Linked DNA regions of Homo sapiens: region 2 is linked to region 1. The links are chromatin loops, found by intact Hi-C in ENCODE. Cell type or tissue: Calu3. All regions are shown on one strand. Each heading gives the region's core, and the rest is flanking DNA. Links, peaks and the distances in the headings are about the cores only.

Evidence for each region. A loop is a pair of places that touch in the nucleus more often than their neighbours do. Peaks named below come from ENCODE experiments on the same cell type or tissue, not always from the same donor. Only the 100,000 strongest peaks of a DNase experiment are listed, where the experiment ranks them.
Region 2: a loop joins it to region 1, with 28 times the contacts of the local background. A loop is called at or near these places in 4 of 110 quality-filtered maps.

The regions. Positions count from the first base shown.
Region 1 is chr15:65,634,409-65,645,315 of GRCh38, forward strand. SLC24A1 (solute carrier family 24 member 1) reads left to right here. Exons shown (of 10, transcript NM_004727.3): 3 at 3,720-3,773; 4 at 5,187-5,295; 5 at 10,019-10,105. Among named protein-coding and RNA genes, the nearest start is that of SLC24A1, 18 kb to the left of the region's middle. In Calu3, for the core only: a CTCF peak has its summit at 4,381 (motif pointing right); a DNase peak (open chromatin) is centred at 4,383.
Region 2 is chr15:65,958,573-65,966,951 of GRCh38, forward strand. MEGF11 (multiple EGF like domains 11) reads right to left here. Exons shown (of 26, transcript NM_001385028.1): 9 at 6,336-6,548. Among named protein-coding and RNA genes, the nearest start is that of MIR4311, 77 kb to the right of the region's middle. RefSeq lists an enhancer at 5,980-6,956. In Calu3, for the core only: no CTCF peak of the experiment used is centred there; a DNase peak (open chromatin) is centred at 3,809.

The DNA.
Region 1 (10,907 bases), core at 1,304-9,303:
GACATCCTCTTCTGTTACCTCAGCCTCTTGCTAACTGTTGTAAGGAGAAGAAGGTGGGGGTAACTGGGCTGAAGAAAGAGCAGGGAGAATGTTGTGATGTGAGAGGTGAATGTGTTTGTGAAAAGGGCATGTTCAGAAAGCACCTACTTTCCAGTGCTGTTACTCATAAATGGACTCATCAGCCACACCCAAATGTTGACAAACATTCATGTCCATTTGCCTGAAATGTCGAAATATGAAATAGAGCCACTAGGGAATATAGATTTGACCTCATTTCCTTATTTATGCTTGGGAAAATAAATGGGATTTAGTAAAACCAAATCAAAAGCACCAAAAAAAAAAAAAAAAAAGAAAAAGAAAAAGAAAAACTGAATGAAGATAAGATCAGGGTGCTAAACAAAAAGAAAAAAAAGAAAAAAAGAGAAGAAGACAGGGTTCTGTCACCATCTTTGTGAGTGTGGGTAAGTGATGGAATCATTCTGCATCTCAGTTTTCTAATCTAGCAAAATAGCTACAATAATATGAGTGTTGTCTATTTCACAGAGTTGGTCGTATCAAATAAGAAAATGGATATGAAAGGCTTCAGAAAGTTAGAAGTGCATGCTGAAATTAGCCATGAACAATGAATCCTTAGAAAGGTATTTTGGCTTGAATAAATCTGAATGGCAGAGAAACCATTAGGGGTGTGCACCATGGGGCAAAGATCAGTCTCTCCTACCCCTCGGTGTACAGAACCATCCACCCTAGAGTGTAGACGGGACCCTCACAGTTCTTTGCCTCTAAAGAGAACTCTTGGCCAGGCGCAGTGGCTCACGCCTGGCCAAGCACTCTGGGAGGCCGAGGCGGGTGGATCACAAGGTCAGGAGATCAAGATCATCCCGGCCAATATGGTGAAACCCAGTCTCTACTAAAAACACAAAAATTAGCTGGGCCTGGTGGTGCACACCTGTAGTCCCAGCTACTCGGGAGGCTGAGGCAGGAGAATCGCTTGAACCCGGGAGGCACTCCAGCCTGGCAACAGAGTGAGACTCCGTCTCCAAAAAAAAAAAAAAAAAAAAAAAAGAAAAAAAAAGAAAGAACTCTTTGGGTGAGGGTTGGATGTGAGAAATAGTGAGATGGCTGGGCCAATGGGTTCAGTGCTGTAGCCTCTTAAATCCCAGTAAACTTATAGGTGTGTCACAAAAGAGTTGGGGGGATTTCTTAAAATGCACAGTGCCCCCTTCATATGCAGATTGGTTATTTATACTCTGTTTCATTCATTTTTATGTTCATTCATTCATTTAGCAATGTGTATCCAAGCATTCAAACCTCTCCCAATCCTTCAAAGCTTACTCAAATTCTACCTATTTCAGAAAGCTTCCTTGCCCATCACAGCATAGCACCTATCTGTGCCTTTTATTTCAGGAACCACATTCTTCTTTGTCATGCATCTGTATTATCATTGGCCTCAATTTCTTTCTGGACACAGAATCCATGTCCTAAGCATCTTTGTATCCCTAAAGCCACCAGAATAGCACCATGTAAATAGTATAGCAGGTTCTCAGTAAATAAGAACTGCATGAATGAATAAGTTGGAGGGATGGCTGAGTGGCCCTAGATCAAGCACTATTTTCTATATTTTCTGAGCTGAACAAAGAAGGGAGTGTAGCAAGTTCAATTCTGGTTTAGCCATGGAGGTTGGTGGGGTGAGGGAAGCAATGAGAAGGTAAAGACGATTGCTGAGGGCAGCTATTTGTGATCCTGCTGCTTAAAGATAACACTAAAGGCTGGATGTGCTGGCTCACACCTGTGATCCCATCACTTTGTGGAGGTGAAGCAGGAGGACTGCTTGACCCCAGTAGTTCGAGACCAGGTTGGACAACATAAACAGACCCAGTATCTACAAAAAACAAAAAAACGTAGCCAGTCACTCACACCTGTAATACCAGCATTTTGGAAGGCAGAGGTGGGTGAGTCACTTGGGCACAGTTTGAGACCAGCTTGGGCAACATGGTGAAATCCCATCTCTACAAAAAATACAAAAACTAGCCGGGTGTCGTAGTACGCACCTGTAGTCCCAGCTACTTGGGAGGCTGAGGTGGGAAGATGGCTTGAGCCCAGGAGGTCGAGGCCACAATGAGCCATGATTGTGCTACTCCACTCCAGCCTGGGCAACAGAGCAAAACTCTGTCTAAAAAAATAATAAGGCTGAGCGCAGTGGCTCATGCCTGTAATCCCAGCAGTTTGGGAGGCTGAGGTGGGTGGATCAACTGAGGTCAGGAGTTCGAGACCAGCCTGGCCAACATGGTGAAACCCCATCTCTACTAAAAATACAAAATTTAGCCGGATATGGTGGCAAACACCTGTAATCCCAGCTACTTGGGAGGCTGAGGCAGGAGAATCGCTTGAACCCAGGAGGGGGAGGTTGCAGTGAGGCGATATTGCACCACTGCACTCCAGCGCTCTGTCTCAAAATAATAATAATAATAATAATAATAATAATAATAGTAATCCCAAAAGCACTGAAGGTCACTCACTTGGGAGTGTCTACTCATTCAGCTCACCTTTACTGAGCACCTCCTGTTCTCAGTAAGACACTGCCACAAGGAAGGGAAACAGATAACTGTAAGTTCATTGCGTGGCAAAAAAAGAAAAAAAAAGGTAGAGTCTACATGTAGCTGGTAGACAATTCATGCAGTGAAAAGTTAAACAGTGCTTTTTTTAAAAAAAAAGTTCAAATGATATTACAAGACTGTGAGTGTAAAGTGGCAAGCTAGTGGTTCAGACAGTAAATACACAGGCTTAATGCTTCTTCATCTTGGATTGTCTAGGGCTGTCCCACTTCCCAGCTGGCTGCCCCATAGCTTTCCCAAAACACTAGCACTTACCTGAGCACACAGCTGATTTTAGTATCACAGAATGTGTTCACTGTTATACAGCTTTCCAGGAGAGAGGTATTGTAATGAGCTGAAGGGAGGGTGGGAGGGGGCATGGAAGGGGCATTTGGGAAAGCTTCATACAAGAATTCACCCTGAATTTTATAAAAAATGGATAAGATTTGAGTAGGCAGAAAGGAATGGAGATGGCATTTTAGGCAGGAGAAAAAGGCATGAACAAGGGAACAAGACTTAGAATAGATTAAGTGTATTTAGAGGACAGTTGATTTTCATTTATTCATTCATTTAATAAATATTGAGCTCTTGCTAAGTGCTGGGCAGTGTTCTCATGCTGGCCACACAGTGGTGAATAAAACAGTCTACCTTCAAGATGCTAGTGGGGCAGTCAACTTATTTCCACAAATAAATTGGGGAAAGTGCAGTGAAGGAAAAGAACAGGGGTCTATAAAAGAATTATACATGGCTTCCCAGAGGAAGGTGACACTTAAGTGGAGACCAGAAGCCTGAGGAGGGAAAGAGCATTACGGACAGGGGGCGAGGGGCCCTGTGATGAGGGTTTTGAGGTGGGTGAAGAGGATGGCACATTTCAGAAACCCAAAGACAGTTGGTGCCACTGGACTATGGTGAGTGGACAGATTCGACTGGGGGTACTGCATTGCAGGCTGAAGCCAGATTATAGAAGGTCAGACTGGAGGGATGGAACATGTTGAAACATTTTCTGAGACCAGGTTATCTCGGAGTGTGTTTCTGTATTTCAACCTGAGGACTTCCGTGGAGAAAGGGATGTAGGGAGAAAGTGAGGGTCTCGCCACAACATCTCGTGACTCCTCTCCCTGTTTGCAGCCGGGCGATGGGGCCATTGCGGTGGATGAGCTACAGGATAACAAGAAGCTGAAGGTGGGTGCCGTATGGAGTCTGCCCAGTGGGGACACTGCAGGGTCTCAGTGGATGATCACAGGCCCAGGGTATTGTGGCCCTGTGCTGGGGACCCTGGCTGTGCTCAGGCCTAGGAAACTCCTGGGAGCGCTGCCAGGGTGAGGCAAGGGAGGAGAGGGCTCTTTTTCTGAGAACTCTCACCTCTAGATGGCCTTTGAGGAGGTGCTAGTTTGGGAGCTAAGTCTGGAATGTTACAGTCCTCTCTGCCATTAGCTTGCTGTGTGACCTTGAGCTTCAGATTCTGCATCTGTAAAATGACTGTTTGAACTAGATGAATTCAAGTCCTAATGTACAGCCCAACATTGTATGATTGATATAAAAGCCAGATTACCTATGGCTTTGGAATGCCCCAGAACTAAGAGAAAGATAGCAGGGGAACTGGAGAGGACAGGAGTCTGAGGTTTCTGAAAAACTGTGTCTTAGCTGTTTATAGTCTATGAAGTATCTGGAAAGAATTATGGGGAACTTTGAAAGGAGTTCCGAACTTGAACCTAAAGAACCTCCCCCATCCAAAGAAAATCTCTGACTTGTGGTGAAGTAGTGTCACCACAACCACTAGATGGCAGAAGAGTTCAGATCAGAGGGATGAGGGGGAAGAAAGGAGGGAGGAAGAAGAGAAGGGAGGGAGGACTCCGCAAGTGTGGAAGCGTTGTCTTTGGATGTTCCATTGTAAATCAGATGATATTTCTATATGTGTCACTATGAATAAGTGTCACATCTGTGTCTGTACAGTATAGATGTGTGTGTATGTGTGTACCTGTGAGGGTCTCTGAGCACATGGGCAGAAAAAAAACCAAAACAAAACTGAAAACTGGGAATCAGAAGACCACAGAAGACCTGGGTACCAGTCTGACTCTTTCATTTACTTCCTGCATGACCTTGGCTTAGGCACCTAGCTTCTTTGAGTTTTCCTTTCCCTTTCCATAGATGGGGATCATAGCTTTGCTTGTCTCTGGGAGTGGGGCAATGATAAAACGTGATAATGCTCTTTGTGGACTGTAAAGGGCTGTAGCCATGTGCAGTGGGTCTGTCTGTGTGGTGTGTGGGTGAGGGAGTGTTTCTGAGGGTGTACTTGCAGGGATGTGCAAACCCTTCATAACGTGATATTCCTAATACACCAGGTTGCTCCCTGTGGAGACGTTGGGAAATTATTCAGTACCTAAAACAAAATAGTCCTGGAAGAGCTGAGGGGAGGCTGAGAAAGAAAGTAGTGTAACTCTTCTGGTTGGAGGTGGAGGAAGAGGGGAGGTCAGGATAAGGCATCTGTGCTTTCTCCCTGATCTTTATGGGAAAGAGGCAAGGTTAGTGATGCCCTCGTGTGGTTCCTCCCCTGGCTTGGACAGGGGCCCACTGTGCGGCTCTCCTCTTGCTCAGCTCCCGTCCTTGCTGACCCGAGGGAGCAGCTCGACCTCTCTGCACAACAGCACCATCCGCAGCACCATCTACCAGCTCATGCTCCACAGCCTGGACCCCCTGAGGGAAGGTAAGCAAGGCCTCTCCAGACCTTTGTGGTTTGCCCCATCCACTCCTTCCCTCCTGCAGCTGGAGAAGAACTGGGACCTGAAAATCCTAGAGGCAGTGAGGAGGGAGTGGGAAGAGATAATAAGCAGAGGAAAGTAGTAAAAGTCAGACAGTCTGGGAAAGAGGGTAGAGACCAAGACAGGGGACTCACCAAGAGAGGGCAACAAAGAACATGGAGGCTAAGGTCCTTGGGTATCCACATCCCACTTCCCTGCCTCTGTCCCTCCCTGTAAAATGAAGGCATTAACCTGCAGTTAGGCTGTGAGTACCATGTGCTCTGCACAGATTTGGGATGGGGCTGCCCTGCAAAGCCCACTGCCCAGGAGTCAGCCCCAGTGTTCCATGGAGAGTGTCTAGCCAAGCAGCTCAGCCCAGGCTGACTGGCCTGGGCTGCTTCTGGGGACGCCTCTTGTAGGGTCCCAAAGCCCAGAAGTTCTTAGTGGCACTTCCTTTTGCTTTATATTCAACTCTGGAGTCCTAGGAAACCTGCCAACTCCTCCCCAAGTCTGGAATCCCAAAGGACACCCTGGAAACTGCCAGGACCCTTTTAAGGGTGACGAGGGTAAGAGCAGGGTCCAAAGTATAGTGGGGGCTGTTGTCCAATTTGACAAATGGTGGCAGCGGCTGAGATTCTCACTGTCCACCTTACCACATCCTGCCTTCTGCTTCTCTTCCCCAGAGAGCTGCCCCCAACATGCATCTCAGACCCCTAAAGGGCACTTCTCAGCTACTCTCCTGCTCTCCTGGAGCCTCCCCATCTCTGGGGCTCTGGTGCAGAACCGGAACCCAGCCAGGAGGCCCATCAAGGAAATGCTAGCCTTTGTGCAAAAGCCAAGGGCTTGGACTGCAGTTGGGCAGGAGGGCTGAGGGCTGAGCTGAATATGACACCACAGAATGATCCATTGAGTCCCAGGGAGCACTCTGACTGACCTTTCTGGCTCAAGGACAAATTTTCGGGGCTCAGAATTTTCTTTAGGCTCTGAAGTCCTTTTCAGAGACAATATTGGGTTGTCAGTTGTTTTAAAAAAAAATACCAGCCAGGCATGGTGGCTCACGCCTGTAATCCTAGCATCTTGGGAGGCCGAGGCAGGTGGATTGCCTGAGCTCAGGAGTCCAAGACCAGCCTGGGCAACACGGTGAAACCCCATCTCTACTAAAATACAAAAAAAATTAGCCAGGCGTGGTGGCAGGCGCCTGTAATCCCAGCTACTTGGGAGGCTGAGACGGGAGAGTCACTTGAACCCGGGAGGTGGAGGTTGTAGTGAGCCGAGATTGCACCGCTGCACTCCAGCCTAGGCTGCAGAGTGAGACTCCACCTCAAATAAATAAATAAATAAATAATTTTTAAAAAGGCTGGACACAGTGGCTCACGCCTGTAATCCCAGTACTTTGGGAGGCCAAGGTGGGCGGATCACGAGGTCAAGAAATCGAGAGCATCCTGGGCAACATGGTGAAACCCTGTCTCTACTAAAAACACAAAAATTGGCACACACCTGTAGTCCCAGCTACTTGGGAGGCTGAGGCAGGAGAATCGCTTGAACCTGGGAGGCAGAGATTGCAGTAAGCCAAGATCGTGCCACTGCACTCCAGCCTGGTGACAGAGCGAGACCATCTCTAAATAAACAAACAAACAAACAAACAAATAAATAAATAAACCATACTGTGAAAAGCTGCATCAAAGACAAGTGATGAAACCTTCCTTAGGAATTCCTCAAGGTAAGAACAGAGAGAGAGAGAAAGGGAGAAAAAAATTAATCTAAGCTGCTGATGGAGCTGTTAGGAAAAAAAGAGAGAGAAAAGAAAAAATAAAAAGCAATTCCTCAAGGTAAACCTCAGCAGACATGTGAGAGAGGCCATCCCCAAATGTCAGCTCTAGAAAAATAGTACCTCTGGGGTTTGCAGAATGGAAGCTGCAGCCCCTGACAGCCTCTGGTGATGAGTGCCGGGGTGCTCTGGCCAGGGCCCCATGAGGAAAGCTGTATCTCTGGGTCATCAGTGGCTACTCCCAGAGGAATCACTGACTCTAGCAAAGTCCTGATGATAAAGACCTCTTGGGTGGGACTGGAGGGCCCCCAGCTGGGCATCTCCATGACCAACAGCCTCCAGCTGGCCTACTTGTCCTAACAGGATTATGTGATGTTCAGGCCAGGCTGAGGTCAGAGGAGATTGATGCTAAAGCCATGATCCGGCCCTGCTGAGAGGGGAGAGGCATGTGAGGAAACGAGTGCCCAGGAGCCAGCAGCAATCATCCCAGGGAGGACAAGCATGCTGGTACATTGTCTCTGGGTGTCTTTGGGGCATGGAATGGCTCTCGTGACTGCAGATGTCCTCTGGGATTCAGTCGTGCTCAAGAGCCCAGCCTGATTCTACACCCTGAGATGACATATGGGAGGGGTGGGGACCATGCAGGGCTGTGATGAGGGCCTTTGTTCCCCAGGCTCTCTAGATGCACATTTGTGTTTTTGTATGCTGTTTCCAGATGGCCGTCCAGATGTTTCCACTCTTTACAGGTGTTCCAGCTCTTTCCACAGAGCTGATCCGTGGAAAAGATGTTTCCTGGGGTCTGAACTCTCACCTTCCCTGTGAAGGGGCTTATCCTCTCCAGGGTCCCATGGCTTTTCTGGTGATTTCACTTGGATGTGTGTGAGACAGGGTGGGGGAGACCCTGCAGCTGACCTGTTTTCCTCAGTAACATGGGAAGTGAGAGTCTAGGCTGTGATGAGGATGAGAAGGAAAGGGGGAAGCTTGTGTTTATGGCTAGCCCTTCCAGCAACAGCCAGCAGATAATCTCAGTGCCAAGACCAGAACCAAGGGAGCCCTCCTGTGACAGCAGCTACACATTGCTCAACAGAAGACTTCAGGGTTTGATTAGTGCCAAGGGGGCACTGGGTTTGTCTGGACGAAGGTGTGTTGGCCCCCCACCTCTCAGTTCTGATGAGGACCCAGGCCCACCAGGCCACTTCGAGGGACCACACATGTCATAGTGGCTCTACCCATGGAGCTTATTGCCAGAGCCAGCTGCAGCTGAACTAACTGAGAGTTTAGGAGACAGGTAGAGAGGAGGAAATTCCAGACCCATTTATCTGTTTCCTGCTTGTCCTGGAGCCAGGCAGAGCCTTTGATCCACCCAGCTTCCCAGATTGCACTTTCCAGCTTCTCCGTTTCCTCTCAGTCCGTCTGTATTATGGACTAGATGATCTCCAGGGTTCCTTCTAACTCGGACCCTCTGGGATGCCGGGCATCATCACTGTGGGGTGCTTCCCAGGTAGGACAGCTGCTCTCAACTACTCTTGTCAATTTGTTTTCATCATTGTTGTTGTTGTTGTTACAGCTAAAAGTTATAGAGTGCTTTCTAGGTGCCAGACACTGTTTTGACCATATTCATGTATAAATTCATTTACTTTGTCACCAACTCTGGAAGATTTTACAGATGAAGAATCTGAAGTACAGAGAGCTTAAGGAATCACCCAGTTAGGTCCACAGCTATAGCGCAAGTGGCAGAACTAGGATTCAAACCCAGGTCATCAGGCTTCAGAATTGTGCTAAAGGAACAATATGAGTGAGGCCAGCATTTGCAGCAGTAAAAGTGTTTTTATTTATTTTGTCTCATGGATCCTCATCACATCAGTCCCCTGAGGATATGACGGTATTGCCTTTTTAGAGAGGATGCTGAGGCTTAGTGCCGGCACACAGGCTTCCCAAAGTCACCCGGTGCTCATGGGGCAGAGCCAGCCTAAATTCAGAATAGAGCCCGTAGATCCCATGACACCACTTTGTTCTTCACTTGCACCACTGCCTTCGCCCTCCCAGGCCACACAGCTGTGGACTCCTTCACCTCAGCCTTGTTCCTTCTTCCCTTCTCACCTTGAAATTATACACGTAAAGTGCTTTGCATGTTTCCTGGCACGTAGTCCCAGTTAAAGAGAGTTGCCTGTCCCGTGTTTCTCACCTGGAAATCAGGGCAGCACAATTCTGTGCATGCTGCCCTGTGGGCCTCCAGCAAAGCATGTGCATAGGGATCTGAAGGAGGCCCTTCTCGGGCTCTTGTTGTGCCTGGGGTCAAAAAGGGTGTATCCGAGAGCTTGTTGGTGAACCATTTCCCCTTTTCCACTGGAGAGGGAAGGCTTATGAACATGGCCATCAGCCGTCCCCCTGGAGCTATAACAAAGCCTCTAGTAGATTCATAGAAAGTAAGCTACAAAGATAATATAGTCCAAGGATGGCAAAAACATCTCCCTGCAATTATTTCTCCATTCCATGTCTATCACAGACATTACCAATCAATCATGGTACTTTTCTACAAAGTTTGGGTCAGAGTCCTTCTCAATTCAGTACCCAAGCAGGCCATCACTTGAGCTTGTAAAGGAAATAAATCCTATTTCTTGGTCCTGAGTCCAACCATGTCATTTTACCAGAGAGGAAATAGGCCTTGAGAAGGGAAATGACTTACCCTAAGGTCACAGCCAGTCAGTGACAATGCAGAGAATGTAAGACAGAACTTTGGGAATTAGGCACCACAACTAGGCCTCGTAGGATCAGAATCCAGATGTCACAACCCCCATGGCAGCCTTTTCCCACACTCTGCAGCTGCCCTCTGGCTGCTCAGCTGACTGTCCTAACTGAAAGGGCGTGGCAGGGATGATCCTACAATTCCAGGTAAGATGTATGTCCTGTCTCATTTGCAGTTCGCCTTGCCAAGGAGAAGGAGGAGGAGAGCTTGAATCAAGGGGCCAGAGCCCAACCCCAGGCCAAAGCAGAAAGCAAACCAGAAGGTGAGAGGATGGCCAGACCAGTGGGTTTTCTCCTGCCCCCCTCTCCCTGCTGTCAGTAGTGAGCTTGGCCTGGAGGCAGCAGCCAGCCAGGCCAGGGGCTGAGGCACATCTTTGGCCTCTGTGAGCCAGTCAGTTAGAGTGATGGTAGGGTGTTGCCCTGATCGCCGCTCCACTCCAGACTCTTCCTTCCCAGGTGCTGTCTTTCTGACATGGCCGCTGGTCTGAGAGTGGCCCCATACAGCTTCCTCTCCGTTTTCCACAGCTGGGGTAGGCGAGGGAAGGCTAGGGGTTGTTGAACTCCCACTTCTTTTTGCTAAATCTCATCCCAAATGAGACTGTGGGACTTTATTTCTTCTTCCTGTCTCTTCTGTACAAGGACAGTGTTGCTAGTTATTGGTCTGAAATCAGCAACCCCAGTGAGGGAAGGCTACCAGGGGTCTGGTGTCACAGAAGTCTAGTATCTGTGTGGCAGCTAGGACTGAGAAAGTGGGACAGCCACTGCCATGTGGGCTCTGCACAGCACACCAGGACTGCCTGATCCACCCAGCAACCCCTGGATGGAGGTGGAACAGCAGTCATTCTTCCCATCCTATAGACAAGAGTCTCAGAGAGGTCAAGTGACTTCCCAAAGCCACACAGCCAAGAAGTGAGAGAACCTGTACCTAAACCTAGCTCTCCAGACTTTCCAAGTTTCCCTTCCCGTCAGTCCTGTTCCAAGGCTTCAAAAGCTGCTGCCTTTGGAATCAGCAGGATCCTTCCCAAAGGGTCATTCTCTGAGTGCTGGGAGCTTTGCCCTCTCTCT
Region 2 (8,379 bases), core at 380-8,379, 320 kb after region 1:
ACAGCAGGGATACTAAGGTGGGCACACTCTTGGGAGATCTGGGACTCCTCTGATGGTTACCTTGGCTTTAAGATACCCCATCCTGGCAAACTTTCTTAGAACCGTGCTGTGGGTTAAGACTCTTTCTCCCAACTTTCCTTCCTTCCTTACATGTGATCTGTCAGCTGTCCCAGCCTCCTCAGCTTCCTCCCCACTTTCCCTCACAGATGCTTCCCCTAGTAAACCTCTTGCTCTTGGTATCTGCTTCTGGAGCAGCTCAAACTAACACACCAAAGAAGTGCTGGGTGGTAGAGACAAGCCTTTTAGATTCCTTGTGGCACTGGCCTGCCTGCTCTGGAGCCCAGCTCTGGGGATAAGGTCAAGAGAAGCATGCCCTGGGCTGGCAGGGAGAACCTGGGGCAAGTCTTGGTTCTGCTAACTTCCATGGGGCCTTGGCACCTTGCCCCGCTGGACCATTGGTGGATCCCCAACACCTGGCTCATATTCACTGCCCTGGTGAATATTTGGGAAATGAATACAGCTTCCTCTAAATATAATTATCTTCCATTGATTCTTTATTCTTTTCTACTGATTTATCATCTGTCTTCTCCACTAGGTTGCAGCTCCGTGGGGGAGAGCCGTTTGTCTTGTTCCCTTCTCAGGGCCCAACAGAGTCCCTGGCACACTGGAGGTGCTTAATATATATTTAGAAAATTAATTAATGAGCAAACTAATTGTGTGAAGCCTAGCCAAGCTGTTTCTCTTCTAGGGACCCTGGTTTTCTCACAGAAAATGAGGGGGTGGACAGGAACAGGCAATTCCTGAATAATACTTGCAAGTAGCTAGTAATCATTTCAGAAAAGTGTTTAGTCTCATTAATCAAGTCTAAACAACAATTGGACACCACTTTTCCTCCATCAAAACAGTGAAGATGCTTTAAAATGCTGGTAAAGGTTTCAAAACAATCTGAGGCTACATATCAGGAGACTTACTTTTAAGTCTTTAATACTTTAATACTTTTATTCAGACTCTGGTCTCATAATTCCATTTCTAAGACTCTATCCTAAGGAAATAATCATAGCTGTGGAGAAAGATTTATGCACAGAGATGTTCCCTGAAGCATTATTTATAACAGTGGAAAATGGAAGCAATTTAAATGATAATAAATAATATGTGACTAGGCTATTGAGGCACCAGGCACGTTATATATATATTTCTAATCGTCAAATAAGCCTGTGAATTAGGTATTTGAGCCTGTATTTCACAGATGGCATTTAGAGGTTATGTGACTTGCCCAAGGTCACATAGCTAAGACAGTGAGTGGCAAAGCTGTGATTCAAACCCAGGTCTGTCTGGCCACATTTTGTCCACTGCCTCATGCCACCTCTCACCACAGGGCATTGGTTAAATGAATTATGACATCCATATGAAGGAATGCTAAGAGATGTATTCAGTTGTTTCTCAAAATGTTTAATGATATAAGGTCAAGTGAAATAAGCACTTTGTATACAAAGCCATTTCTATCAATCAATGCTGCATCTGTTGGCTAAATCAAATCTTTCAAATATGAAAATATATCAAATCTAAAATATGAAAACGATATAGACATCGACAGATTTACCCCAAAATGGCTTTTGTGCTATCTCTGGATTGAGAAACTGAGTGATGCTAAGTTTTTTCTTTAAATGTATTCCCTAACTTACCAAAACTGAGCATCTATTTTATTTATAAACAGATGTAAAGCAATAAAAATTGTAAATATCTAACGAAGAAGAATGGGTGTAAAGGATGAGTGTTCAAAGACTTTCTGACCTTTACAGTTTGAGAAAAATTCCTCTCTGAGCCCCAAGGCACTGGAAGGGGAGACAGCGACCTGCGTGGGTATCGTGGGGAAGGCGTGCCCCTTGGTGGCCCTGACGCTCTGCTAGATGGTTTTGGAGCACTCTTCTCTTTAGGTTGCATCTTTCCAAGAGCTTCCTTTGAGGTTTAGGGTTAGCGTAGAGAGACTGGCTCAGTCACGGTTGTGGAGACTGACATGCTTGAACCTAGGAATGACCTGGCAGGTCTTGGCTGCAGCCATCAGCTCTGCTGAGCACTGGAGATTCTAAAAGGTCTCAGGCACCTTTCTGTCTCTTCCATCAATAGATGCTTCTGCTGTCTCTGCCTAGCAAATGGTCACGCTGGAGCTCATCCATTACACGCTCTTATTTTGGTGAGGGCACCACCTGGTGAAAAGCACACTCCACACACAACGAGCTAGCAAATGCTGACCTAAGTACTCTTTGCATTTCCTGCTTTTGATCTCTGCTGCCATCACTTTGGCTGCTCAGGGATATGTTAGGCACTAATTTTACTCTTTACTCTGAGAACCAGAAGGCTCAAAACCAAATCTAAAATCATTCCTTTTTTTTTTTCATATCCCTACAATTCTTCTAGAAATGGGATATCTACTTTCTTAATTTGATTACTCTACTTATCTTATAGAAACTCCAAAAGTCCCTTTGAAAAGAGGATGGAGAGTGACAGCTGACTGATCATGATGGAGAGCTGTGATTGCCATGCTTGGAACCTTTGTCCCTCAGCAGAGTGACTTGCACAGCCCCTCTCCCAGGCATCCCTTCTTCCTGGTGGTGGTCCCCATTCTCTTGAGTCACATGGCAGGCCAGGGACTGCTGTTTTTGGCTCAGGCAGAAGTTACAGTCACTTGTGTTTAGCCTGGTTCCGTTCTCTCTGGTTTTTTCTTTTCTCCCATTTCCCCCAGACATAGATTAATCACAAGTTAATAGGAACCAAAAGCTGAACAATACAGGAATCCTTCCAGAGTGGATTTTTCTGCCTTTCTTTCAGCTGCTATGAGATTTCTATCAATGCTGCATCTGTTGGCTAAATCAAATCTTTCAAAGGTAATACACGATCATGGCTGCTGGAATTAGTCTATGACAACCCAATTGTGGAGGGGACATTTAAGATCCCTGACACACAGGTGCTTTCTCTCTCAAGGTTATTCCTGTATAAAGGAGGATGGTTTCTTTGTGTGTGCTGCAAATAATTGATAAAGGGAATGAAGAGTTGGAGAATCTCACCAGCCACTTCTTCCTTCCCAGGGCATGGATTCAATCTCTGTGCAGCAGCCTTGCCGGAAGGGCACAGACCAGAGAGAGGCTGGAGCTGGGTGGCTAGGGCTTTCTTTGGCTGGGGGCTGGGATTACTTTTTCTGCCTAGGAAAGATGCTCAAGACCTTGCACACTGTTGTGGTGGGGGCTTTGTTGTAAGTTCTGCAGAAGGCAGGGAGCTTTGAGGCTAGGCTTCTAGGGATCCCACGTTCCTTATCTCAGGGAGTTGGGTGGAAGCTTCACGTTCAAAGACCACAGGAAAACATTTCCCCCACTGGGTTGATGAAAGGTGATGGACAGATTGGGAAACGTATGCATAGAGAGGAGAAGAAGGACGTATATCTTATGTGCATATATCAAGTGCCCTTATTACGGATACTTGCTTAGACAGAGATAGGTTTGAGGGCAGGACTCAGAAGTCCCAATCCCCACTCAGTACCTGAACTTTAACTGTCTTAAGATTAGAAGTCACAGAGTCATTCCTTTGCTTTTCTTGAATCTCAAGAGAAGACTCTATAATGGGCCAAAAAAGGCTCATGGGAAGAGAGGGGCTGCCCTCCATCCACATAGAGGAAGAGAGCTGTTTTCTGGTGTCCATAAGAACAATCAAGCGCAGCACGAGAGAGTTCATTTAGCCCAGAGGCTCTCAACCTCTGGGAATTTTTCCTGCCCCACCCCACCCTGGGACATCCGGCAATGTCTGGAAACATTTCTGATTGTCAGAACTTGGGCAGTGGAAGAAGGGTGCTACTGGCATCTAGTGGGTAGAGGCCAGGGATGCTGCTCAACATTCTACAAAGCACAGGACAGCCCTCTACAACAAAGAATTACCCAGCCCAAAATGTTCATGGTGGCAAGGTTGAGAAACCCTAACTTCAACTGAACAAAAACTTTGTGCCAGGGGCTCAGTCACTGGGCCAGTGTACCAAGAGAAAGGGAGAAATATGTTTTTTTAAAAAATAGGGTTGACGTCAGCTAATGGGTAGAACCTCCTAGAGGGATGGGCTGTTTAAGATGAGTTCAGGGACTCCTCTTACTGAAGGCCTACTCTGTGCAGGCACCGTGCAATGCTGAGGCTAGAGGCCACAGGGATGGACAAGCCAGGCTGCTGGTGCCCTCAAGGAGGTGGTGATGCAGACTCAGAGGAGACCAGGCTGGGGAGTAGACTGGTGGGCACGCTCAGAGCCCCCACTCTGAAGAACTGCTACTCCCTCCCAGTCCCTGAAACATGATACGTTTTAAAGACAGTAAAGCAAATAATCATCAATATTGGATGGGCTGAGATTAGCGGGAGAGAAGAGGGGGAGTCCTTTCAGATTAATAATGCATCGAGGACTCCTTCAGAGGAAGGATGAATTATACAGGGCATGGTTGCCCAGGCACAGGAGGAAAACAGTAACCCTTTAATTTGGGGCTTGGTTAGATTTCTGTGGCAGGAGCTCCCTGCATTGGACCCCGGCATCAGCCTTGCTTCCTGTCTTGGAGAGGGTCCTCCCTCAGCTTCCCAGCAGGAGCGACAGATTCTGGAATCTTAATATTTAGACACATGCAACAGTCTGAGCCAGCTGCCCAGTCCCCTGACCAGCCATATGAGATTTCTGTAATTAGCGCCTTGGAGCTCTCACTCTGCTCTCCAAACCCAGCCCAGATGCCACCTCTTCTAGGAAGCCTTCCCTGACCAGCATCACATAGTCCTGGGTCACAGTTACTTGGGCACATGTTGGGACCCAGCAGGGCCAGCCACATATATTTCATCAGTTCTAAGATGTACTTCTCCTCTACATTTTCACATCTCTGATATTGGGTAATTCATATCTCTGATATTGGCTATACAATCAATGGTATGTCATGGTTCAGTTGATAGAATTTTCCTAGTAGTAACCCAAATAAAGCTATGCCTCACTACTGGTATTGTCTTGTATTTGAAGAAATACGGTAGAAGGTGCTCGGGGTTTCCTCCTCATAGCCCAGCCCTGTGGGCGCTCAGTGTTTGTTGAATGAATGACCGAGTGAATGAATGCTCAGGTCATGGACAGGCCAGCTCCACTGGCTCTAGCACCCTCTCTGGACAGTCTCTTTCCCGGGCCTTCCACCTCTGCCTCACACCACCCCAGCTGCTCCACTCCAGGGAGGGAGGACCTTTTAGTTTAACTCGTTAACACTTGCCGACATGCCTCTGCTTGCAGTGAACGAGGCTCCAGAGTGATTTGTGAAAGATCAAAGCCTGGAAATGAAGAGGGGCCCAGGCTAAGTCCTGGCCGTCCCAGCGACAGGGCTGCAAAGCAGAGGGATTCTCTGTCTGCCCTGCCAACAGCAGCAGCACCCATGCCCAGGGTGGCCGGTCTTCCCTGGGCTGTCCGTAGGCCTGAGGGAGAAGGGATGCTCCCCTGACCTTCATCACCCAGATAAGAGGCAGCCACGATAAAGGGCTGTGGGGGCGTTCATCCAGGGCTGACAGTCTCAATTGTTACCTGGGGCAGTGCCAGCTGGTGCGTGAAGCGGGCAGGGAGGGGAGCTGGGAGCAGTAGCCCAGAACAGCTCTGCCTTCACAGGTTCAGGCTCCTTTGGAAGTGGGGGGTGGAGGGACAACTTCTGCCCGGATGTCCCCAAGCCACAAACGACACAGAGTGCTGGGGGAGGGGCTGGCCCCAAGTTCAGGCCCTGATAAAGGGCTGCCCCTGTTGTTCCTGCTCCTCTAGCCTTGCCAGGGTCTGCTGGGACAACCCTCCTTAGGCCCTGGATGGCCCTCGTGATTTTTAAGGTCCCTTCGAGTCCTGACCTTCTGCAGCTCAAGCCTCTACTTCTGCCCTGGTGCCCGTGTCTCTGGTTGGATGCCACGCAAGTGGAGGGAAATATTCTCCAGGACAATGTGCTCAGAGCTTGTGGCACCCGAGCCCTGCCATCCTAGCCCCCAGGGTCATGCAGCTGTGCTCCACCCCACCTCCTTGTTCTCTCCTTGCTCCCATGTGTGGAGTCTCAGACAGGCACATTTGGAAATGCAGGTAGCCAGGTGGGGTGGACAGAGGTGAGTGATCTGGCTCTAGTCCTGACTGTGGCTATGTGGCCTTGGCTTCCCCTTCTTTTCATCAAAGTGGTTCTCAGGGCTCAGTGCTGAGGTCCTAGCCCTTTCCCCCACCTGCCTGGATGTCCATGCTAGAGGTGGGGGGCCACATCCTAGCAAGCCTCCTCTCTACCTGAGCACCCCCCGCCCTTGTCCCGGGCTCGCCCATTCCCAGCTCATACCTGATGGTGTTGTCAGCGTCACAGGGGCAGGGCAGGGTGCAGCCTGGGCCATGCAGGCCCTCCGGGCACAGTCGCTCCTGGCAGCGTGGGCCCTTGTAGCCAGGCTCACACTCGCAGGCACCCGTGGTGGGTGAACACTGCCCCCCATTGTGGCAGTCACAGTGCTGTGAGCACTGGAAGCCGAAGGACCCGAAGGGGCACTCCTCTTGGCACCTGTGGGAGAGCAGAGTGGGGCTGAGGCTGTGGGCCAGGATCCCTCACCTGTGCTTCAAGATCCTCCAGGATGTGGTCCTCCTGGCCATCTGGCCCAGGCCTGGTGTGCTCCACGCTGCTCACAGCCTCCTCCCCTTTTCTCTCTCCTCCTCCAGGAAGTAGTCCATGGTTTAGTTCGCCCCAGTCATTTCTGCCTTTCATGCCAGGTCGGCTCAGTCCCCCCAGCAATGAGTTTGTACCACCATATTTTATTGATTCCAAGCCTAATAATTTTTAAAAATTAAAGTTGTGGTGAAATATACAGGTTATGGTTTAAATGTTTCTCTCAAAATTCTCATTGAAACTTAACACCCAATGCAATGGTATTAGGAGGTGTGGCCTTTGGGAGGTGATTAGGGTATGAATGGATTAGTGCTTTCATAAAAGGGGCTGGAGGGAGCCAGTGAGGTCCCTTTCTTTCTTTCTTTCTTTCTTTCTTTCTTTTTTTTTTTTCTTTTTTTTTTTTTTGGCTCTTCTATTCTTTTCGCCCTCTGAGGATGCAGGCTTCAAGGCACCATTTTGGAAGCAGAGATTGGGGCCCTCATCAGACACCAAACCTGTCGGCCCCTTGATCTTGAACTTCTCAGCCTCCAGAACTGTGAGAATCAATGTCCATTGTTTATAAATTACTCAGTCTTGGGTATTTTGTTATAGCAGCATGAGCAGACTAAGACAGTACACCCCATAGAATTGACTGTTTTAACCACGTACAGTTCAGTGGCATTAAGCACATTCGCACTGTTGTGCCACATCACCACCACCCATCTCCAGAATGTTTCCGTCTTCCCAAACTGAAACTCTGCACCCATTAAACAAAAAACTGTTTAGGTAGGTTTAAAAACACCTTGCTTTTTTTGTTTGTTTGAGATGGAGTCTCACTCTGTTGCCCAGGCTGGAATGGCATGATCTTGCTGCAACCTCCGCCTCCCAGGTTCAAGCTATTCTCCTGCCTCAGCCTCCCGAGTAGCTGGGACTACAGGGGTGCACTGCCACGCCCAACTAATTTTTGTATTTTTACTAGAGACGGGGTTTCACCATGTTGTCCAGGATGGTCTCAATCTCTTGACCTCATGATCCGCCTGCCTCGGTCTCCCAAAGTGCTGGGATTACAGGCATGAGCCACCTTGTTTTTAAAAGATATTTTTATATCTCTGAAATTAGATAAGTCTTGTAATTGGTGACATGTCATAGTTTAATTGCCAGTGTTTTTCATTCTTTGCAGCATATGAAACAGTGATGCATCTTACGATCAGTGGCACCTTAGGTTTGATGAAATGGGGTGATTTTGTTTCTATACAGTATCTCTGGTTTTTGAGCCTTTGGGCCAGATGTACAGTCTCTCTTGTCCTACTGGGAGACATATCTCCTCCCTGACTGCGGATTTTCCCTCGAGTAGAGGAAGCGTCTTCCTGCATTGGACTATAGAATGCCCTGTGACAAGGCTATTTTCCCTTCCTTGGAAGAAGGTCCCCTCAAGGTAGGGTCTGAGTCTCTCCCATCAGCCTGTGAGCCCCTAAGGAGGAAGCCTGGGACCACCTTTGTGTCCTGTGTGTGTCTGGGCTAGTACTTGGAGATCCCAACATAAGGATAATTATTCAACTTCATTTAACCCACAGCCATGGGTGTGGCTCCTCCGTGGGCGAGTGTGACCCCCCACTGCTGACCACCTGGTTTCCTGAATGTGCCTCAACACCCCTTACCCCCACCCTGGGCTCTTTCCCAGAGGATGCAGACTTATTGTCACAGCAACTAGATCCGGATAAGTCAAGGGTTAAACCTGGAGGAATAGGGG